Regions from separate parts of the Mus musculus genome. Here all the other regions are linked to region 1. Evidence: chromatin loops called from intact Hi-C (ENCODE). Cell type or tissue: left cerebral cortex. All regions are shown on one strand. Region 1 overlaps Cntn1 (contactin 1). Region 2 overlaps Gxylt1 (glucoside xylosyltransferase 1). Region 3 holds the start of Pdzrn4 (PDZ domain containing RING finger 4).

The links. Peaks named below come from ENCODE experiments on the same cell type or tissue, not always from the same donor. Only the 100,000 strongest peaks of a DNase experiment are listed, where the experiment ranks them.
Region 2: a loop joins it to region 1, with 5 times the contacts of the local background. A loop is called at or near these places in 3 of 42 quality-filtered maps.
Region 3: it touches region 1 in a loop (2.3-fold over the local background); 4 of 42 quality-filtered maps call a loop at or near these places.

What each region holds. Positions count from the first base shown.
Region 1 is chr15:92,261,441-92,269,440 of GRCm38, reverse strand. It overlaps Cntn1 (contactin 1), which reads right to left. Exons shown (of 24, transcript NM_001159648.1): 14 at 7,787-7,968. Among named protein-coding and RNA genes, the nearest start is that of Gm36901, 64 kb to the right of the region's middle. In left cerebral cortex, a CTCF peak has its summit at 3,963; a DNase peak (open chromatin) is centred at 3,955.
Region 2 is chr15:93,241,419-93,249,418 of GRCm38, reverse strand. Gxylt1 (glucoside xylosyltransferase 1) reads left to right here. Exons shown (of 7, transcript NM_001357006.1): 5 at 937-1,060; 6 at 1,388-1,560; 7 at 4,290-8,000. The coding sequence ends at 4,451. Among named protein-coding and RNA genes, the nearest start is that of Gxylt1, 30 kb to the left of the region's middle. In left cerebral cortex, no CTCF peak of the experiment used is centred here; DNase peaks (open chromatin) are centred at 234, 719 and 3,769.
Region 3 is chr15:92,394,121-92,402,120 of GRCm38, reverse strand. Pdzrn4 (PDZ domain containing RING finger 4) reads right to left here and starts at 5,311. Exons shown (of 10, transcript NM_001164593.1): 1 at 4,616-5,311; 2 at 2,288-2,374; 3 at 85-192. The coding sequence starts at 5,206. In left cerebral cortex, CTCF peaks have their summits at 3,187 and 5,010; DNase peaks (open chromatin) are centred at 4,274, 4,517, 4,692, 4,967 and 3 more places; H3K4me3 peaks cover 2,191 bases; H3K27ac peaks cover 1,460 bases.

The DNA.
Region 1 (8,000 bases):
AATCTATTAATTTTTTTGAGAATTTCATACAATACTTTGATCACTTTTACACCCCCATACTCGGTAGAAGCTTTCATTTAAGCCAAGTTAGAACCAGCTCTGTTTTAAATATTAGAGCCTAAGTAGGACTGCACAGGAATTTGAAGAATATCAACAGGCAGCCCTGTGGCCGAATATCTGGTGAAGGCATGACGCTGAAACTCTGCAGCAGGGAAAGGAGGTAACGCACACGCATCCTTTCTAGGAGAGTGCATATATATATATGAAATGCTTTTTGACGTCTTTTACAAAGACAGCTAAGGCTTTCCAGCCTCGGGAGAAGCCGTGGTTCTCGGTGGTTGGCAGAACGCTTACCAAGCAACTGGAGACCGTGAACCTCAGCACATTCTAGCCACAAATTAGATACGAATGTTCACTTATTTTCACTAAAAGCCACAGCTTGGCTGAATCGCAAAATTCTTCCCTTCAGATGCAGAGAGTTGAATCACATCCTGGAAACTGTGATTGGTAAAGTTCAGGGGATATCCAGCGCGTATATGCGGTTGACCACTTTCGAAGTATCCCAAGTTTAAGTCAAAAGACTATTCAACCTAAAATGGCCCAATCCTTGCTTTCTCCTCCCTCGTATACTAGCTGCCAAAAACTGATTGCGTTAAATAAAAGTTAAAATATTACTAAATTGTGGGAACAAACTGACTCATAAAGAAGAAGCAAACAAGTAGGTGGGAGGACACAAACTTGCTTTGTTCCTTTCAAATTGAAGGGAGAAGAAAGAAAGTTTGCAATACATGAAGGAAGACTTGCTAGATAACAGCTACAGCAAAAACATCATTGGCAGCCTCCCCCCATGCTGACAGCATCCACAGGCTCCCCTAACAGCAGCATTGTAGGCAGCCTCCCATGCAAACCTCACTCCATGGCTTCTCTAATAGCAGCAGGCACATCAGGGGCAGCCTCAGCAGCCACTGGCTCCTCTCACAGCAGGAGTTCAGTAGGAGCTGTGGGATGCTTCTGGGGCTGCTGAAAGACTTTCCAGGCACGCTCGCACACACACTCTGAGCTGGAAGCCCATGAAAGATACAATTTGTAACCAATTCCGAGGCAATCTTTTATATTTGATAACCGAATCTAGCTTCCTTCCTTCCTTCATTATATTAAGTGGCTTTCCTTTTTAGGTTAAAAACACGTCGAAGTGGCAAAATCGTACACACCGGCTGATGGTCACGCCATGAACTTTTCACTGTATCTATCTCTCATCTTATGGTTTCTTAATGCCTGCTGTCCCCCTGTCTACCTCTGCACACTGAGAATACTGACATCGTAAGTGTCAGGCATCACTTGGCACCTTAAAGGGCTCTTGACAATGGCACCTTGAATCTCAAAAACTATATTTTCACACATACAACTATCACTAGTTCTCTAATATATTCTCTATTTAGATTGATATTGATTTCAATAATGCATCATTTTAATTAGCCGTGTCGGAATTTTTGAATATTAAAACACTAAGTAAGGCGCATCATCAAATGTTTAAAACCTCAGGTACGTAAGGGAAGCTGTAATTGCTAAAGAGATTGTTCAAGGGTTGCCTGGAAATGGTGACACAATATAGTCTGCTGACCGATGAATTCATTTTTGACAATTGGCTCATTAAAAAAAAAAAACATATAATGACACTTTTGTTTGAGGTCCTTGCTAAGCTGTTTGAATAAGGAACAATACACCAAATCTTTGAACCCTTGTAGATTTATTTTAGAGTTGAAGGACAAAGAGAGAGAGAGAGAAAGAGAGAGAGAGAGAGAGAGAGAGATAACTGTTAACAGACAGTAGGAATTAAAAAACAATGATGTGCTGGGCGTGGTGGCTCACACCTTTAATCCCAGCACTCGGGAGGCAGAGGCAGGCGGATTTCTGAGTTCAAGGCCAGCCTGGTCTAAAAGTGAGTTCCAGGTCAGCCAGGGCTATACAGAGAAACCCTGTTTCAAAAAACAAACAAACAAAAAACCCAAAAAACAAAAACAACAATGTATAGACTTTTAGCAGGACACAATTTCTCTCTTATAAAATTTATCAGAAGTAGTCAAGAAGAGTTACTCTGTTCTTTATCAAGAGCTGCTTCAGCATTTTATTATCCTCATAGAAGTGTTGTAAAGAAAAAAATTGGTTTTGGAAACCTAATACAATAGCTTTTTTTTTTCTTTTTTTAAGGTGGAAAGATGATGCTTACAGAGCAGGGGCCACAGAATTAAAGGTGAAAAATAACCCAGTGTCAGGTGACAGGTGACGAAGGACAGAGCTACTGAGGAACTCAGACGGCTTCTCTGAATTTTTAGCAAACCTGTAGTGACTTCTTGCTAGACTGAACTTTCAACACTGTGGTAAAGAAATCAGAAGGCTGCACACAGCGTCCATGTGCTCAATCAAGATAGCTACCATGATGATGAGTATTCTGTCGAACAGCGGAAGGGAAATGATTGGTGGCAGTTGTCAAAATTAGGCCAGTGTGGGCCAGGGAGTTGATTCAGTGAGTAAAGGGCAGCCACTCAAACCTGATGACCCTAGTTTGTCCCCTAGGACGCATATAAAAAGCCAGATGCAGTGGTGGGCATTAAGTCCTCTTTCAGTGATATGGCAGACAAAGAACTGAACAGAGGCTCCGTGGCCAGCTAGTCTGTAGAATGCAGTGCACCAGAGAAAACAAAAAGAGACCCTGCCATAAAAGAGTAACTCTTGAATGCTCTCTTCTGAGCTACATATGTGTGCCAGAACGTGTGTATTCCCACACTTATACACATACATGCATGCATACATACACACACAAAATAGAATTGTATACAATTATGTAGCAAGTAAAAAAATACTTTGCCTGTCATTTGCCACCATGAGTGAAGGATAAAATGAAACATATATAACTACTTAGAATCTTTATGAATAGATATATACATATATGTTTATGTGTGTGTGTAGATAATATCAAGTTCTTTCTAAAAAAAGAGAAGTGTTTGACTGACATAAATTATAATTAAAATTAATTTTAGTGGTATGTTTACTCTCTGAGAGTAAGTTAAATTGGAAAATAAGAATGGTAGTAATTTTATAACTGGACACAGAAAATACATAATTATTTGCCATCAAACCTTAGCAGAACAAAATAATGCAGATAGATGGCTTTGATCAATTTTTGTATTAAACTGCTAATTTGTTAACATTTTATCTATACATGAATTTTGTTAAAGCACAAATGAAAGGCTTGCTAGCCATTATTACACAAAGCATAATGTTCAGTGAGTTTTCAATAAGTAAATGAGGAAATAAATAACAAATGTTATGTATAGTAGGACCATTAATAAAAGAACCGTGTTATTAGTCCTTTGTTTTGCTTCATTGATAACATAAATGCTTAAAAGAAATGCACAGTAAAATACAGAAGTGGATGCTCACAGTCATCTATTGGATGGAACACAGGGCCCCCAATGGAGGAGCTAGAGAAAGTACCCAAGGAGCTGAAGGGGTCTGCAACCCTATAGGTGGAACAACAATATGAACTAACCAGTACCCCTGGAGCTCTTGTCTCTAGCTGCCATCACTGGGAAGAGAGGCACCTTGATATTGCAAACTTTATATGCCCCAATACAGGGGAATGCCAGAGCCAAGAAGTGGGAGTGGGTGGGTAGGGGAGCAGGGCGGAGGGAGGGTATAGGGAATTTTCGGGATAGCATCTGAAATGTATATAAAGGAAATATCTAATTAAAAAAAAAAAAGAAGTGCACAGTAAAGCCTTGTTACGTTCTTCCATGGACTCTGCTGAGAAAAGAACTATAGTGAAATTTAGTACTGCCCATCATCTCACAGGCATCGGTAAATACGAAGAGACGCATTTGTTCCATTTCATAAAGGTTTCTGCTTAAGTTAGTCTAGGCTATGAATCTTGAAACCTTGTGCAAGCCTGCCACTTAGTGGTCAAAACTGGAAATAGCAAGCTGAAATCAAAGCAGGCTTGAATTTTAAGTGATACATTTATTTTCTTCAACTAAATTGGAAATGAAAACTCAAGTAATTAAGATTAAAGTTTATATCTACATTATTTTTAGTGATGACAAGTAACTGTTGGCAGTAATGATTGCCAAAACATGATAATGGCAGTTGGAGAATTTTAAACCCTGGGAGTCTCTGATTATTTTTTAAATGTTATTTTGAGTTTGCATACATCTTTTCCAGAGTTTCGGTTGCCTTAGTGCATAGCACTGCAACAGCAGATGGCGTCAAAGCAACCAATGCTATCCCTGTATGAAATGCCATCAAGAATCAAGAAAAATGTCAAGTCATGTAAGTGACATAGACAAAGAGAAATTCTTGCCTCTGCAATTTTGAGCAACCATCACAGCCACCTGTGCCCACAGATGTGCCCTCTGTTAGTACATTTTTTACCCTCTGAGCTTCAGGTGGAAAATGCTCGTTTCAACAAATACAAAAGCCAGGGCTAGACATGAGAATTGTCTCTGAAAGACTGTTTAAACATTTTTGATGCCTTCACTTAAGTGTCATTTAGTAGTGTATTTGAGCTCTGATATTGTTGTTGTTGTTATTGTCAGAAAAGAAACACAGCATGAAATCTTTCCTGGACTTTTGTAGGGTTAGGAGATAATTACGTTGTTTGCCTGTTTTACAATATGCATTCTTATCTTGAGGTTATATATTCTTTTAAAGAATTCAACTCATCTGTCTTTCTTTCACATGCTAATAATGAACATGTGGTAACTTGATTCAGGTGTGTCTCATGGTTTGGCTTATCTGTTAGCTGAGAGTAACCCAAGTTGAGGAATCCCAACATAGGGCCCACAGCCAGCAAGTACTCCTCAGTGGGCCAGCCGGGGTGGGGGTGGGGGGCAGCTACTTTCTGAACCTCTGTGGCTGTCATTTGCAGAGAGAGCAGGCATAGTCTCAGGACTCACTCCCCATCTCTACCCCAACTCACCTTTTTGCCTTTAGCACACCAACCACTTCTTGTTTGTTTGTTTGTTTGTTTGTGTTTTTCGTTTTGTTTTGGTTTTTTGTTTGTTTGTTTGTTGAGACAGGGATTCTCTGTCTAACCCTGGCTGTCCTGGAACTCACTTTGTAGACCATGCTGGCCTCGAACTCAGAAATCCGCCTGCCTCTGCCTCCCAAGTGCTGGGATTAAAGGCGTGCACCACCACTGCCCAGCTCAACCACTTCTTTATTCCCTTCTTCTCTTTTTTTTTTAATGTACATATCTATCATTTATTTTTCAATTAGGTATTTTCTTCATTTACATTTCCAATGCTATCCCAAAAGTCCCCCATACCCTCCCACCCCAACTCCCCTACCCACCCACTCACACTTCTTGGCCCTGGCGTCCAGATATAGCTGTCTGTCTCTTGTGAGGCTATGCTGGGGCCTAGCAAACACAGAAATGGATATTCCCTTCTTTTTTAAGCCCTTAAGCTTTTATAGAGTTTCAGATACATTTGCATTGCAAAATGTCTCCTCTGCCCCTCTTCTATATCTGTTGCCCATTTATTCTTTTTCCCTATTTTTTTCTTACAGTGAGCATTTATGTCAAACAACACAGGGTAATTATTATATTAAAGAATGTACCTCGGCCCTAAATGTGAAGTTTCACCTTAATTAGGGTAATTTATGCCCCCAAATCTATTTATGCAGACTTCTCCGAAGCTACTAAATATACTTTATAAGTCCCTCTTGTCATCTTTCCAGATGGTAGCTCTGAAATCCTTCAATTTATGAGACCAAAGGATTAAATGAACTCCAAACTTTGTTTCTCTTTTTAAGTAGCATGTCTGTTTTTCTGACTGTTTTCCTTAAAATCGATAAAAATGGTGAGACGTGTCTTTCAAAAACAATCTAATATGTAAAGAAGAATTATTAAATTGATAACGATTGTGATTCTGATTTCACTAATGATGGGCAAGTCTATGTTAGGTGAATCATAAATGTTTTCTGTCTATTATGTAGATTTTTAAGTATACTCTGGCTCAGAAACCTAATTGGCAGGTCTATGATTGGTTTTATGGTTACAGCTAGTCTCAGTAAATTGCAAGTAATGGACATCCTGGTGAAACTGCAGGGGCAAATACATTAACACGGAGGGAGTGGTGGCCGTGCATCTATGCCACAAATGTCCCCGTCTGGTTAAAGGAACGCTTACTAAACTTAAAGAAGAAACCCTAGACAAGTAATTTGAAGGCAACCGGATAATCTAAAGCATCATGCTATTATAATTCATAAATATCAGTACAGGTCTTACGTGGAATAAAAGTTCTGAAATATCACACTGGGTTGGCTCGACCACTTGTGTACATTAATAGCTGATTTTGACGTCAATGTCCACACCCCTCATTTTTGCTTTTTTGTTCTGTTTTGTTTCTTGAGACAGGGACTCAGTATGTAGCCCAGGCTAGCCTCCAGCTTAAGAATCTAAGATTCTTTTGACTAAGTTTCCTGAGTGCTGAGATGTAAGTCCGATTTACCAGACCCGCGTATTTTCATTTGTTGTTGTTGTTGTTGCTTTTCTATCATTTTAAAATGTTGAATAAGGATTTTGCTATTATATATATATATATATATATATATATATATATATATATATATATCATTGTACTTTGCTTATATCCCCACTATCCTTCCATCTGAGTCCTGCACCTCTCCTGTGCCCCTTCTTCCTATTGACATAATTCCCACCCTCTGCGCATCTTCTTTTTCTTTTACTTGAATTTTTTATTTATTCAATTTACATCACACTCACTGTCTCTCTCTTGGTCACCCCCCTGCCACAATCCTTCCTCCACCCCTTCCCTTTTCCTCTGAGCAGATTGGGGCCCTCTGGGTATCCCCCGCCCCAATCCTGGTACTTGAAGACTCTGTGAGGCTAGACACTTCCTCTCCCACGGAGGCCAGACAAGCTCAGCACATATTAATTAAGGGCACGTGCCAAACAAATACACAAGTCCCTAAGCAGTAACCTTTTCAGAGAGGAGAATGGTAGCAACTAGGAGAGCCAATTTGTCCTGTGCCAGGGTCAAGCAGCTTGTTAATCCCCGCAATCCCGCAATGACAGCCCTGCGTTGCTTCCCAACTGTCTCCCTGGTCTCTGATCGCTGTGTCAATTCCCAAAGTTTGGAGAATGTACAGTTTCCACTTCTGAGAATTAACCATTTCATCTTTTTCAAACCACGAAGACTAGCTCAAGCCTTGAAACAAATATATTCCATTGATTTGCTACATTCACAGAATGAAATAAATTACTTTAAAACGAATCATATAAGTGGAAGAGAAAATAAACCTAGAGATCAGTAGATATTTGAGAATATCCCTACCAAACTCTTTAACATTAGTCCTTTATAAATGTTTTAGAGTACCATGATTAATCTGAGAAAAATGGAAAGCTTTTCACAGGACTGTCACCTCCTTATAAAACTAAAATTATGTAAAATATTATTATATTTCTGAATTTTTAATTATTTATATATATACATATATATGTGTGTGTGTGTGTGTGTGTGTGTGTATGTGTGTGTGTGTATGTGTGTGTGTGTGTGTGTAAGCTATGGTACATGTTTCACCAGAGAACAACCTTTTAGGTTTGGTCCCTTCTTTCTGTTATATGGGTTTCTAAGATTGAACTCAGGCCCACAGGCTTGGTGGCTTACTTACCTAGTAAGCTATGTCTCTGATCCTTAACTGAAGTCTTAGTACAGACACAGAAGGACTATTAGGGTGTTGGTAAGATGAAGTATAAGACACATACCATAAAATTCCTCTGGTAATGGATATGCGTAATTTCCTTGTTAAAGTCAATCACGTAGCCATTGAAGGACCACACAAACGTGAGGTCCAAGGCAGGATCGAAAGACGCAGCACACTGCATGGTGGCATTTTCCCCAACAGTGATGTCAGCATTGATTGGGGCCAAAATAATTCGTGTGGGATCTGTAGGGTTTCAAAAGAAAAGTAAGTCACAG
Region 2 (8,000 bases), 980 kb before region 1:
TGTGTTTGTGTTAGAGTTGGGGTTGAACTGGTAAGAAGTGCTCAGAACAATGTCTGGCACGTGGTTTTTTTTTTCCCTGTCAAAAATCACTGTTATTTTGGAAGTTTAAAGAAAATTATTTGAAATTAATAAATAAAATAACTACAGTTAAAGTTTTAATGCTAATAAGCAGTGTGCCTCCCCGGCTTTTGGGAGGCAGAGAGAAGCAAGAGCTCATTGGCCATGAGTTCGAAGCCAGCCTGGGTTACATAAGACTGTGTATAAAAAAAGAAAAGAGAAAAGCAAGAAGCTTAACAGAAATAAGTTCGTAGAGTATGGAAAATAAAGATCAAAAATCCATTGATAAATTTTATGTACTAGTGGTGCTGTAGTCCCCCATGGTCTGAGAGCAGTGCATTCCAGGAGTCTCAGTGAATGCTTCAGTGAGAGGCCGGCTGCTTGGTGATTTCTCCTGGGAAGGTGTGGACAAATCTCTGTGTACACTGAGAGAACTCCAGGGACATCTGCAGGGACATCCACAGCAACCCAGCCTCACCAAGCCACGAGCTTTCAAAGATGGCCGTGGGGGTACAGTTTGTAGTTTCTGCTTCCCAGACAGACACAGGAAAATCATCAGTTTGAGGATAGCCCCAGTCTACGGTAAAACCTTGTCTCAAGAAACAAAGCAAGAAACCACTTTTCATAGCTCTCACTTTAGCATGAGTGGGTGAGCTGCCGTGCCGCTCTGTGCTGGTCCCTCCCTGTCTCACCATCAATGCGGCCTTCCCTTCTGGACCAGCAGCCTCCTCATGCGCAGGTTGTACAGGACACATGGTTGTGTAACTAGGGGGTTTTCTGTTTTCTTTGGGCTTTGCAGTGGTTCTAAGGGAAGAATGGGAGCTGTCACGCTGCCCCTGGAACGTGAATGCTAAAACTTTGCAATGCTTTTATCAACAGAATGATATGACAACTGCGCGGCTACAATGGGGGGACATACTTATGCCACTGCTTAAAAAGTACAAACTGAACATCACGTGGGGCGATCAGGATCTGTTAAATATCGTGTTTTCCCACAATCCAGGTAACCATCTAAATTCCTTTAATTCTTTACATTTGTAAAACCAATCACAGACTAAAAATCAAAAAGCAAGAAACAGTGGGCTGGGGTCAGCTCAGTGGTACAGTACTTGGTTAGCAGGTACAGTGTCCTCAATTCAATCCTTTGTACCATAGGAAACACATTGGTTCGAATTTTGCTTGTATTAATGGTTGTCTATATTTCAGTAAGATTTGAATACTGATTTGGTTGGGAGAAATCTAAAGACCATCTATAGTTTTTAAGTGTCGATTCCGTAGAGTCCTTGCGTGCTTTATCGCTCTCCTGTTGCTGGTCTTCTCCTCGTTGTAGAAAGCCTCTTTGTTTTTCCATGTCAATGGAATTACCGACCAGATCACTGTATATATGGGAGCAACTGCCGAGAAGCAGAAGAAGAAGGAGTCTTCATTCTTCATGGAAACAGAGGTGTTTACCATGACGACAAGCAGCCAGCATTCAGAGCTGTGTATGAAGCACTAAGAAATGTAAGGTTTGCTCCCCCGAAGTTTTCACTTAAAATTTACAGTATCATGCGGAGTTTGTAAATATAGTGTAAAGAATTTCCTGTCGTTTATTGTAAGGTCACCTGCTCCCAAGATCTGGCTTCATGGTTTGTCACAGGTTCTCGCTCTGCATGTCTGAGCTTGAATTATATAAATTATCTTCTTGACACCTAAGAACTGCAATTCCTTTCTCATTAAGACTAAAGGTGTTTATTAACCATTATACGGATGTTAAACTCAGGTGTATCTGCCACGTGTTCCTAAACTCCTTTGATTGGTAAACATCAAAGCTTCCTGCTAGCTTACAGTTGTGTAGCTTCCTCTTGGAGTTGGGATGTTGTGCCCACAGTTCACAAACTCTAGGCTTTGGGGTGCCTGCCCTCCATGATTGTATTTCCTTCAATTTGTGTTGATGCAGAAGGTGTTTCTGATTTGGCTTGGAACACAGGTACACCTTCGCTTTCAGATCCACTACCAATGTCTTCGGGCAGAGCTTTGGTTTCTTTTTCTCTTATTTACATGACTTCCTGGTATCTTTGTCATGCTTTTCCCAGCCCAGGTCACTGTTAGCTTACCTCTTCTACATAGTGCATTGTTAGCACATATAGAACATATAGTAGATGACATATATAATAAGACATATATCTATATCTATCTTCATATATCAATCATCTATTATATCGTATCATGACAGGGTGTGCATCCCCACACATGCACTTTACTGTACTCACCTCTTATCCTTCTGATCCCTTCCCCTACCCAGGTAGTCCCTCTCCTTCCATGTCCTTTTCCGCCCTCCCTCCCTCTCTCCCTCTTACCTACCCACCCACCATTCTACCTTCTCTCCCTTTCTCCTTCCTTCCATTTTACCAGTGGGCACACTACTGAGGAAAATGTAGAGCTGTAGATAAGAGAGCTCCCACGTCTAGGAACCATTAATTGCCACTTAACTCCTTAAGAAGGGGTGCCACCACTTAAGTCTGTCCCTCCATGACACTGGTGCTCTGCCCAGTCTTGCCTGATCTCATGCAGGTAATCAGAGCCACTGAGACTTTGTGGGGCAGCCCTGTCATGGCTGGAGGACAGTGTTCCACAGAGATCCAGATCTTGACATGCCCATCCCTCCTTTTTTTTTTTTTTTTTTTTTAAAGATTTATTTATTGATTATATGCAAGTACACTGTAGCTGTCCTCAGACACTCCAGAAGAGAGATCTTGTTACGGATGGTTGTGAGCCACCATGTGGTTGCTGGGATTTGAACTCCTGACCTTCGGAAGAGCAGTCGGGTGCTCTTACCCACTGAGCCATCTCACCAGCCCCCATCCCTCCTTTTGAGAGATGGCTCATTTCGTGGTGAGCATTCAGCAGCTCTCATTCTCAGCTCTGTTACCACTCATGCAGTCTCTGACAGTCGCTCCAACTGATTTCTTCCCATCAGTCTGCATAGCGCCTTGCAGCCATACTGAAGCAGGCCGGCAGGGAGGTGATTGGGAGGGGTGTTGTTCCCCTTCAATCCGTGTGCTGTGACCGACCCTCGGGGATAACCTCAGTTCACTTTATCTCAGTTTCTATCTCAGTTCTGCATCATAGATAGAACGTGGCCAAAATGTACCATCAGCATTTAACTGATAGTTTCTGGCTTGCTTACTTTCTAGACAGTCATGTGCTATAAGAGTGTGAAGAGTCTGCGGTACTTGGCAGTTCTCATATGTATCTATCCTTGGGTTCTTTTGTGTAGTATGGCCACAAACTTCCTATTGTATTAAGAAACGCTTGAGTTTGTCAGTTTATGTGTAGTGTTCTTTTGCTCAGTTTCAGAAATTTCAGTCCATAGTCACCTGGCCGCGTTGCCTGTGGTAAAACATTATATCATGATGAGAGGAGATAACAGAGGAAGCAAGAGAAGGGACAGGAGCAGTCGCCGTTCCGTTTCCCCCTCTAAGGAATGTCACCATGATTTAACTTCCTCTATTAGGTCCCCCTCCTAAATACACCACCACCTCCCAGAGTCACTCTGAGTGACCTAGGGTCCAGTCTAGCATACGGATCCTCTGGAGGCTTTCTCCATCATCATCACAGCCACACTGTACTAAGTCTCTGAGCTTCTTTGGGAAGTGACTCATTTCACTCTTCCTGCTCTGGCTGTAGTGTTGGTGTCTAACAGCGTCAGCAGTGTCGCTGCGTGGGTTCAGGGGATGGAGTGGGACGGACTGAATGGGAAGGCGCCTGCCCTTTTCCGTGAGTGAGTCTGGCTTTTACTAGTTTCTCCCGGGTGCCTGTAACAAGTTTAGCCATTTTATGCCAGTTTTTCTGCATCCTTTTGCTTCTTGCTTTGTTTGTTTGTTTGTTTGAGACAGGGTTTCTCTGTGTAGCCCTGGCTGTCCTGGAACTCCTCCTGCCTCTGCCTGCTGAGTGTTGGGATTAAAGGTGTATGCCCCACCCTCCAGCATTTCTCTGCATCTTTTCTGCTCTTGCATGTGTTCTTGGCTTGGGAAGTCCTTGCATTGCCTCTTTCTAAAGAGTCCCTGTCCTCAGAGATTTGCTATCAATCCCTTCTCTAATAAATAGTCATGTTTAATTCACTGATACCACTGGCTAAGTGTACTTCATGTGAGATAGCAAATGGTAGTTGTTAATATTTAACTGACTGGAGAACTTACTTGGAAAACAATTAATCATTTGTACTGTTGCCTGTTGTATTTCTTCTCTAGTGCTCTCTTGAGGATGATTCCGTCCGTTCCTTACTAAAACCTTTAGAGCTGGAGCTGCAGAAGACAGTTCACACATACTGTGGAAAAACGTACAAAATATTTATCAAGCAGTTGACAAAAAGCATAAGAAACCGTTATGACACGCCACCGAAGGAAAGGTGATTCTTCATGACCGAAGGAAATGGATGAGACAAGCAACGCCTCAGGAGATGTGAAGGAATAGACTGGAAAAGGATTTAGGGAGGCATTTCTGTCTCCACAATAATTCTCTTTGGAAGAATTAAAGAGCAGTATATTCATGTCATGAAGAGTAAGTTGAACTCTTGTGCTCCAGGGAGAAGACAGTCGGATCTCTGGTATTTTGTAACGTTACTTGGTGTCATTCCAGCAGTAGTGAAAGCATTGGACAGTGTGGGCTGTGAGCTGGGTTGGCTCGTAATCAAGTAAGGAAGGCCTGGGAGGGTGGATGGAGACAATGTACCTCGACGTGGTGGAGACTCAAGCTGTGAGTTTAGCAATAACTATGTCAGCACTAACCTCACTTTACAGTGGGAGAAAACGTTTACAGGAGCAGAAAGGTTCTGTTTCTTAAGAAATGTGATGTAACCAATGTAACCATTGACAATCTATGTACCCGCATACATTTCATCTCTGCTCTACGATATTTGGTGACAATCATGTTTGAGATTATTTGTAGATTTTAAGTAAGCTGCACATTTAAAAATTACCTGTATGAGAAAGGAGGAAATAGTGAAAACTTAAAGGAGGCATTGTGTGTGTGTATGTGTGTGTGTGTGTGTGTGTGTGTGTGTGTATGAGTGTGTGTGTGTGTGAGAGTGAGTGCGTGCGTGTGTGTGTGTGTGTGTGTGTTGACAAATGAAGTGTGTTCATTTTGTATGTATTAAATTGTCTTGCCAAACCTAAGCTCTAAGATATTTGGGGACATTTTAAAAAATCACTTTAAGTGAGAAATTTCAGCTTTACTGGGCATTCTGGAAGCAAAATATATTATGCTGAGAATAAAGTAAGAATCTAATCGCAACACTAAAAGGACTGTGGAAAATGCAACGGACCAAATACATAAGCCTGTGAGGTTAACAGTGGTCCATTCAGACTTCCCTTCTACCTCAAGTGCATTTCCAGGATCCTTTTGAAGAGAAAATTCAGAGCCTTACTTTAGATTAGACAGATGTGGTGGCTGGTTTGGAGGGAGAAGATTTTTATATCTAGCTGTAGAAAAAGTTTTGATTTGGGTAAATGTGCATTTCTTATTTTGAACACCATTGAAGACAATTGCCTTGTTAAACTCTGGAAGAGTGCTCCTTGCTCGTGTTGCCTTGACACCTCACGGACTCTGAGCGGGCAGCATGTGCTGTCCTGGGGCACGTGATCTCACGTACTGGGGCTCATGTTTCTTCCTACCAGGTGCTCCTGAGTCCTGGTCTGTCTTCTTTTTCTCTCGGATTTTTAAACCGTACATGAAGAAAGGGAAGTTATGAAGGAACAGTATCGGTTGTGATGGTCCTGTATCCTCTGGGAATATTCGGAAGACGGGATCAGTACAGTTGTTCCAGCTTCTGTAGTTCACCAGAGACAGACTGAGAAGGTCTAAAATACCATCAAAAGGATCTGCGCCCAGGGGAGGAATTGTTAACTAGCTCAGTACTCAGACAGGTTGAGGGAGCAGCAGCCAGGGTTCCTTGGCAGAACGCCATCGTAAAGGCAGCCCCTGTGGACGGTGTGCAGTGTAGCTCGTTAGGGGGGACCGTGAGGGGGAACCTTATCCGTTGGCTGACGTGATATGAGAGAACTTGCCAAAGTCAGCTGTCCTGCATCTCCTACACCTAGGAAGGAGTCTTTAAGACAATTTTTAAATGAAGAGATTAAAAACTTACATCAAAGTAGAGTAGGGCTATACCTCAATATTCAGAGTGCTTGCTTTATGTGGTCAGGGCCCGGCAGTACAGAAAATAATGGAAGATGAGAAGAGGTAAGAGCCTCGTGCAGCGGCTCTCACTGGTCAGTCTGTCACCCGTCAGGGTCTTGCTACATTTACTTCATTTATTCCTTTCTTATGTTAAAGTCTCCGGCAGGCATCGTTCTGTGTCCCTGCAGTGAGTGCTTTGGTACTTACAAGTGACTAGAGCAACTATATCATCCCCAGCAAGAGCAGCAGCTGGCCTTTGGTTCCAGCTCCTCCCCAGTCCTTAACCCATTTCCCTGCGTGTCTTAGCTACGCATGGGACATGGTGATTCTGCTTTAAATGAGTTCCTCAGAAGGATCCGATATCAGCTAGTTTAGGAAGCATGGAAATTATTACGCTATCTTTAAGGTGGAAGTTAGGATGTCACAGTTATTGGCACAATTGCTAAATTGTAAGTGCTGTTTTGGATAGAGGAAGCAGTGGGGTTTTTGACAGAGGGATTCATATGAGTAAGTCCCTTCAGATGCCATTTTCTCAGTAGCTGAAGACTCAGCCCCACGTGTTCCACTGTGATTGACTGAGGCTGTTTAAAGAAAGGATTTGAAAATGCACCAAACTTCATTTGTATGAAAAGAGTTTGGAAAAACTCTAGAAAGTGTTTTAAGAAAATGCAGTTTTCCTTCATGAAGACGTGCTCATGACCTACGCCACGCCTGTCAGTGTAATGAGGAGAACAGATGGGGACTGGCATGGACTCCCCTCTTTGTGGGCTTGGGAGGTGTGCTGACTGCAGTGCCAAAGAGGTGAGGCCTGGAAGGGGTGACTGGAGGAACGCGTGGAGCTCCTCAGCCATGCCAGTGTTGATGGAGCCCGGTTTTACCGCACACGGGCTCCCCCGAGGCTGGGAGCATTCTGGTTTCTCCGGTGTAGATTTGTTGATGGTATGTGGGAGGAACAGATGCCAAGGAAGAGGAAGTAGAGAAGAAAAGGAAGATGGAAATGAGTAGTCAAGGAAGAGGGAAAGAGAGAGAGGGTTAAGAGAATGGCGGAAGGCAGAGTGAGAGGAAGATGGAAGGATAGTGGGGAGACAGGTGCACGTGGAGGAAACTGCGGAAACATGGGGTCCCCTGCCTAGGTCAGTGCTCGCTGTGCACTGCCAGAACCAGCCTTGTATGAGCCATCGATGCTAGGCATGTTTCTTGGTCACCTTGTTCACTGGTCCTTTAGTGGTAGTTGTCTTTTTTTTTTCTTTCCCTGTGGAAACACATATTTTCCATTTTAATGTCCTTTAGAGGAGGTCTGTGAAGGGAACTGCATTGAAATGTCTAAATCGCCCACTGGTTTTCCCTAGCATGATAATGAGAGGCCAGTCTGGCCATTTGTTTGTTTGTCTGTTTGTTGTTTTTAAGTCTAAAAGATATTTCCAGCTTTTATATGAATATCTCCTCTCAGGGAGTACTGAAATGTTATAAAATAATCCTTAGCTTGTGGCGTGACCTGGAATGGTGGCTGGGACAAGGGTTACGTCTGCTTTTTCCTCAGCGGGGATACTTTCAGCTGAACCGTTTTCAGTGGACTCAAGAGGACGGGAGACGGTAGACATAGTAAAAGAAAAACCTTAAAGAATCGTCACTGTCAGACAGAGTGGCGCAGTCATTACCAGCACTTGGTGCCAGCACCCACATGGTGGTCCACAGCTCTCTGTAACTCCAGTGCCAAGGGATCCAACACACTCTTCTAACCTCTGTGGACACCAGACACAGGTGGTGCACATAACTCCACACAG
Region 3 (8,000 bases), 130 kb before region 1:
CTCAGAGGTGAACAATGTGTGAGCAACATCGCGGATCATGCACCTGTTTTTTATTTTTTATTTTTTTTTTTTTTACCGCCTTACCGCAATGATTTTGTCATGAACCTCCAGGCCATCTGCTCGGTCTGCAGGTCCGTTTTCTAAAATTTTTGAGACATAAATTCCTTCAGGCGCTGATTGCTTCTGGGAATTCTATAGAAAAAAAGTATTGTTGACAGAAAGTTACATATTAAGCAAACTTTAAATCGTGTAAAGGATGATTTTCTTTTCTAAATGTAACACTATCAATAATTCTGCTCCAACATGCAACTCTCTTAGCTGAGAACTTGGCACGGAATTAACTTATTTAATGCCAACTAGTCATTAATCAAGATGACAGCTGTAATGAGCGAGTCCAGCATCTCTGACAAGATCATTTATTTATCCTACATTTTGAATGCACATGAAAAGCTTTGGAGAACGCTGCCTGCAAGGTAAGGTCAACAGTATTACTGTGAAAACCTCTCACCTAAAATGTGTGACGGGAGGGAGATAAAAACAGACAAGAAGAAAGCCAATTTACCCTCTCGTATATAACAACTTAGATGCAATCATAGCTCCAAAAATATAATTTAGTTTCCAGTGTGAGGCATTTGGAATCATAGCTTTTGAGCACCTAGGAGACAGAATGATTTTAAATCTAGAGATCTTAAAAGATCAACTTTACATGGTCAAGAAATCCATTCAAATTTTATCTGTACTTGGTTCTGGGTGCACGTTACACAGGACAAAGACAAACCTCAAAACATGCAGCATTTTGATACTACAGAATTTCAGCCAATCACGAGAAACCAATGATCTTGTCAGACTTCCTGAGGAAGATGTTTATCGTCAAAATAACAATATATTATGTGTTCTTAAATGTCAGTTGATTTTTATGGCAGGAAAATTAAAACTAACCCTATAAGTTCTCCTTAATTGATCTGCCTCAAACATAATTGAAAGTGATTCTTTAAAATGCCCAGTGCCCTTTAAATATCAGCTTCCTAACTGGCATTTATAAATAACCCCCAATAGAAGGGAGAATGGAAATGATATGAAAAATGTGTCTTTATAATAACTGGGACCAGGTCAGAGCAGCAGCAGAACAGCCTTAGATTGCTCGGTTTGCTCGTTGCATAGAAAGCACAGGATGGCACCATCTGAACCCCTAGAGTGGCACAGGTCATCACTGTCCCAAACCCAGCTTAGAGCAGGACCTAAAGTCCCACGGGAGGTGAGTTGTTGAACAGCAGGTACCCCATGGGACAGGGACATCTCAGAGCAGTGCCCCATGGGTCAGGGACATCTCAGAGCAGTGCCTCATGGGTCAGGGACATCTCAGAGCAGTTAACTGCAGTTAATAAGTTGGCTCTCTTTACCAATTTTCACTGTCTTTATCTAGTTACACTCAAAATTAAGACAGTGTAGAATTGCAGGATGCCAAAGGGTTTTGTAACTACAGTGTGTAAATTCATAATACAAATTTGAAAATAATAAATATAAAGTAGGAGTATTCTTCCCATTAAATAAGAAGTTGAGTAGGAACACCAAAAAATGTTTCATATCAACTCTCTTTGTATGACATTTCTTAAGAAATTGTGGGAAGGAAAAACAAAAAGCCCTCACTTTTCTGCTTTTTAAATTCATTTTGACATTTTGTTCATTACGGTCAGCTTCTCAACTGCCTTGTCGTCTAAAGACAGTACCATTTGAGAACAGGAAGTATAGGCAGACGAGGTACTAAGTATTGCAAATGAAAATCGCCTACCCAGGTCTCTCTGTCATAGGGCCAAGACATCTGCCCATGGTGCTGTCCAAGGAAGGTAGTTAAATATGAAACACATCCCTCCCTTTACCGCTGTAGCTGAGGGAATCGAGATGATCAACTGTGGAGTGTTTTGTTTTCAAATTATCTCATAACAAAAAATCTGAGTATGTACTAGATCTCCATTAAGAGTCTAGTTTGGGGGCTGGAGAGATGGCTCAGTGGTTAAGAGCACTGACTGCTCTTCCAGAGGTCCTGAGTTCAATTCCCAGCATCCACATGCAACCATCTGCAAATGAGATCTGATGCCCTCTTCTGGTGCTGTCTGAAGAAAGCAGCAGTGTATTCACATACATTAAATAAATAAATAAATAAATAAATCTTGAAAGAAAAAAAAAATCTGGTCTTTGGGCCCAAACATCCTTTTAAGGATCATACCCCTTGTTTGTCTGAGTCCTAGTCTACTTCATATGCAGAACACTGCATTAACAAAGTAGTCACCTGATATGGGCGGCCTCCTATTATGTTGAATCCCAAAGTGTCATCTTCTCTTTCCAACACAACAGTGAACGGCTTCTGCTCTCCATCCTAAGTGAAAGAGCAAAAAAAAACTGGATAAATAAGAAAAAAAATGAGAAAACAATATAAGACACTGTACTGTTAATAGAGAAGACTCGTAAGGATGCTTGACTCAGTCAGCTTTCTCCTTAATCACACTTTAAAGCCTGTATTTGAAGAAAACTGCTGCGCCTGTGAGCAGAAGGGGGTTTCCAAATAACTACATGGATTTGCACTTCACACAGGGAGTATCCCGCTCTGACTCCACCTTAACTGCAAACAGATGTCCAGGCTTCACCAGGCAGGGCTTTTTATTTTTAAACTTTGTATGACAGAAAAGTAAAACAAGTTGTCAGTGGATCTCAGAAACATTTTTTTAATGTAAATTTTCACTGTAGAGTTTGAAAAAATCACTGAGCTATTTATAAAGTCCCTTCGGCAGCAACGTTCAGGCTGGCCCTGTAATGCAGGGTCTACTGGAAGGCAGCCATCTTGATTTTAAATAGCCTCTCTATTAGGTTTGTCATAATTCTCACAGAGTAAAAATAAAAGAAGTTTGCTTGGTAAATAGTATGTATTTCTTTCCCAGTGATACAGTAATATTTAAACAAATATAAATTATACAGCCACCTGTTTGTTAGCAAAGACTGATTTAAACAGGCACTGAAGTAGCCAGACAAGATGCTCTGTAGTCACCATTAGAGACCTTAACTGTTCTGAGGGACTGAAACACCTGGAGTCACATCTGATGCAGGGATTGAAAACCGACTGCATCCCCACTGCTACCTTGCTCCCCCCTCGCCCCACCCCTCAAGAGCTTTCCCAGAGCCCACAGCAGCCCCTTGAGGCAGCAGAAAGCACAACCCTTGGAGAGCAGCATTTGATGATGAATCCACAAGGCAAGGCACAGAACAGTGGTTCTCAATCTATGGGTTGCAACCCCTTTGCTGGAATCACATTATCAGATATTTACATTATGATTCATAACAGTAGCAAAATTACAGTTATGATGTAGCAAAATAATTTTATGGTTGCGGGTCACCACAACATGAGGTATTAAAGGGTTGCAGCATAGGACAGCCCTGGCATAGAAGCACAGTTTGGTGGGATGCTGTAGTTAGTTCTTTATTCTGTAATTCTAACGGTTGCTCCTTTCAGCCAGCATTGAATCATGGACTGGCAGTGCATAGCAAACGTGTGTGCTTTTCTCTAGCTCATCCATTGGAATGAAGATTATCCTATACACAAGCAGACTAGGGAACTCATGTAGCCTCCAGTCTTTTTAATTTTTATTCTCTCCATTAACTAACTGCACAAGGTGCTGTGTTATGCAACGGCATTTTTACCCAAGTATGCTCCATGTGCATCGTATAATCAGAGCAGCTTCTCTCACATTGTTTTTCAGACTAGGGGTAGGAAGGTTAAAACAGAGGGCCAGGGTGGGAGGCAGATCTAAGCAACCAGTCCCAAACGGAAGCCCTCTCTTGCTCCTCCCCGGGGGGGTGTGTGTGGGGGGGGGCGTGTAGAAGAAGTGAAAACAGCACTTGAGTAGGGGGTACAAGTTCTGTCAAATCTTGCTTGCTCTGCCAGAGACCGTTCAAGTCAAACACCAACTGAAGACAGCTGATAAACACGTCTCTCTACCCAGGCTGCAGCTCGCAGCTCAGGACTAGCCCCTTCCATGAAGTAGGGAAGACAGCTGCCTCTGCCAGGTACTCAAGGAGGCACTGTGACTTCAGGCCTTTGTTCTTGTCCTGGGACAGGTCCCCAGGTAATAACAGGCACACTGGCCACCAATAAGGTCTCGTGAGGTCAGGAGAGAGGAATCAACAGGGAAGGTCGGTATCTCTGTCACCACCATCCCTCGAGGCCCCTGAGCTGAGGAAAGGGTGGGTAGTTAACTGATAGGCATATTTTGGCAGAGAAAATAAGTCTCTCACAGCCAATTAACCGGTTTACTTATAGAATTTGCTCCAGGCACAGGCCAAGGACGCGAAAGATGGGCAGCTTAGGTGAGCAGGGGAGTGGAAGATGAGAACAGAGTGTGGATGGGAAAAGAGTTCACTCAATTTCTCCTCCTGGAGAAGTTGAGTTTGACTCCCTTAATCCTAAACGGTGTTTCTGGGGCAGCGATGCAGATGAAGGTGGCAGAGCATAATCAGATGCAGCTCTGAAAAAGGGATGGCACCTCCATAAGGAGTCCTCAACAGTCGGGAAGACGCTCCCCTTCCCATCCCAACCGTGCTCTGGGGTTCATTCCCCTGGGCTTACCTGGCCGCGGCCTCCCGGGTTCCCGACGAAGTTGCGCGTGTGCGCCATGTACAGAGCCAACTTCTCCTGATACCTGCGCTGCAACAAGCTGACCTGCGCCCGCCGCGTCTTCCCCACCCCGACAGCAGGCGACAACCAGAGGCCGACCTCCAGGTCCGGGTGGCCCCTCACGCGCGTCCCCACTCCAGCAGGTCTTGGTCGCCGGGTGCTTTTCCTCCCCGCCGCCTCCGCAGCCGCCTGGGCAGTGGCTGTCACAGCCGCTGGCAGGGCCGAAGGCGCAGCGCTGGATGTGCACTGCCAGCACCCGCAGTCGCCCCTGTGGCCACAGCCCTGTCCGCTGTAGTTGCACTGCACGCGCAGTTGCTGGACCAGGCTGCGCAGCGGCAGCACCCGGTACAGCTCGCCCGGCGCCAGCGGCTGGCACTGCAGCGGGCACCAGCGTCTCCCCGCCGCCCAGGGCAGCAGGCAGCTGGCGCAGAAGACGTGCCCGCAAGGCGTGCACGCGGGCTCCTCCAGTACCTGGCCACACAGTAGCTGGCACTGGAAAGCGGGGTCCACGGCTTCCGCGAGACGCTCCAAAGCGAAGCCCATGCTAGTGGTGGGAGGGAGGAGAGCCAAAAGGGGTGTCCCCGCTTCTTCTTTCAATCACCCCCAAGCTGCGCCAGGGCCAGCGGTCTTACCGCTGCTGAGCTCTTTGAGGGGGGAGGTTTGTGTGTGAGCTCAGAATAAGTTTGGCTTGGAGTTTCAAAGCTGTGGCTAGGTCCTGACTTCTCTGTATTGAAGCTCATTGAAGCCACCTGAGTGAACCCTTCCCCATTACCCACTTCTTTATGGCTTTGTAATGCACGGTCTTTCAAGTTTATCCTTGAGAGGGAGGCTTGTTTACAGTAGTGTTTGGGCCAGCTTTATTCTTTCTCTGAGTCTAGAACTTGAGTCCCCCAGGGTGCTTTGTCTGGGTACAGCTGGCCATGGGCAAAGCATTGATACTGAGAATGTTAAAGTCTACCAGGGTGGAACATTCCAGGGATCAGGATCTTGTGTCAGGCAAATCCTTAGTTAGAAAGAAAAAAAGTTTGAAGTGATGAATACACTTTTGTTCTTTCAAGGGAGGTAACTAAAACAAAAAACAAACAAAACGTCAACTAAGAACTCTGACTCTAAAGCTTCCGCGCTGGAAAAAAAACAAAAAAACAAAAAACAAAAAACAAAAAACAAAAAACAAAACAAAAAAAAAAAACACGTAGGAAATCATCCCCAGAGCCAGGCTTCTCAAATCAAGATATGGAAATCAGGTGATTGTAGCAAAGGGTGATCTCTGAACCAGCAGTGAGGGTTGGGGACAGGCCAGTTGTCTGCCTGGGGCACTTTTTTCTTGCTGTGGGGGAAGGCAATGAGCAGCCTCCCTCCCTTCCGCCAGGTGAAAAGACTAAGGTTTCATTAACTGCAGCTTGCCTCCCAGTTCAGAGAATTGTCACGCTCTGTATTTTCCACTTTGAGAAGTATTTCACTACTGGGAATGGGCTATGAGAAACATTTTACTATTGGGCACGGGGTATGGCCTTTTGAGCACCTGGAAGAAAACAACAACAACAACAACAACAACAAAGTGATAATCATGAACAAAAGAGGCACGGTTTCTCTGCATAGCCCTGGCTGTCCTGGAACTCACCCGGTAGACCAGGCTGGCCTCTAACGCAGAAATCCACCTGCCTCTACCTCTCGAGTGCTGGGATTAAAGGCATGCGCCACCCCGGCCCGGTTAGAAGCCTCTCTTTACTCAAACAGAAGAGAATCATTCCAAATTCCAAATCCCTTCTAGTTTGTCCTTCGGTGTGTGGCCTGCCTTCCTGAAAACATAGGGGACCTTCCAGGGCCATCGCCTTCTCCCGAAACTTAAGAACACAAAGAGCCCATAACACCAGGTAACACCGGGATATAAGCACGTGGTTTACCGCCGTTAACCAGAAACCATGCGAGATGCTTGGGATGAGGATTCTTAAATTAATCACCCTCCTTGCCAGCTGGGTGCTGTTCGTGGAAGGCTGTGAAGAGCATCAGTACAAACAAATCCAGACTTGGTGATAATAATGGCAAATAGCTTCCAATCAGAACCTTCTGAGAGCTGTTGAGAGCCAAGGAAACCTTGAAGTGATGTTCCAGATATCTGAAATATTCTTTTTGTTTTTGTCAAAATAAAAAAGCTATATTGTATATGTTCTACACATCTATGTAGTCTTAATTTTTTTAAGGCCGATTTTATTTAGAGTTCTTAAACACATCAACTTCCCTTCTAGCCTACTGACTGGAGGTAGGAGAGGGAAAAAAAGGTTACTAGGAAAAGAGGGTTGAGGACCTGTTGAGAAGTAGCTCCCTCAGGTGACTCCACTCTTGGTTGTCAGGTTAACAGCAGTTCAGTTCAATAGCAAACACCTAACATGAGTCAGAAACCGCCATGTGATCCAGCAGAAACAGCAAAGCTCTGCGGAATCAGCATGAGTCAGCAGAAGCCACGGCATCAACCAGAATACCACAAGAAGTTCTTTTGAACGTTTCTCTCTAGTAAGTGAAGACCAGTGAAGACCAGTGAAGACCAGTAAGTAAGGCATTGCGTGGCACATCATAGCAGTAGTCTTTGTAAACACCATACACCCTCTGAAATGTCTGTTTTCAGCAAAAGATCATAAGACAGTTTCCAGAAAAACACCACATGACACAATTGAGTTTTTAAAGAAATCAAAATTTTCCACTTCAAAGCTACCACATAAATTTTATTTGCTGATATAGTTCAGAGTTTCCCTCCATTCAGTCTTATCTTTCTACAAACAGGCATGATAGTCCTATTATAAAAGTAAGGCATGAGCAGACTGTGGCACAGCGTTAGGAACTTATAACATTTTGATTATTGATGGGAGGACAGATGTCCAAAGCCATGACCGTAGAGAATAACAAGTTAAAACACAATGACACACAGGGCTGAAAAATGGCACAGGCCAATAACAAAACCAAACCAAACCAAACCAAACAAAAAACAAAACAAAACAAACAAACAAACAAAAAAAAAACAGGGAAACATTTTACAAGAGAAAATGTAAATTTGAGCATTTCCAAAAGAGTTAGGGAAACATGGCATGTGGTGTACAGTTTTATAACTAGCTCTTGGAACCATATGTTGTATATTATATTGTATGTATTACATATTATATTGTATGTAATATATACACACACACACATATATATATGCCTGCCATTCACATGGACAGTGTTTTCACATACTATAAATCATATCCATGGATAAAGATATGATAATACCGTACAATAATGAAAATAATATATATGTATGAGATATATATATATATATATATATATATATATGAAATTTGTTGAA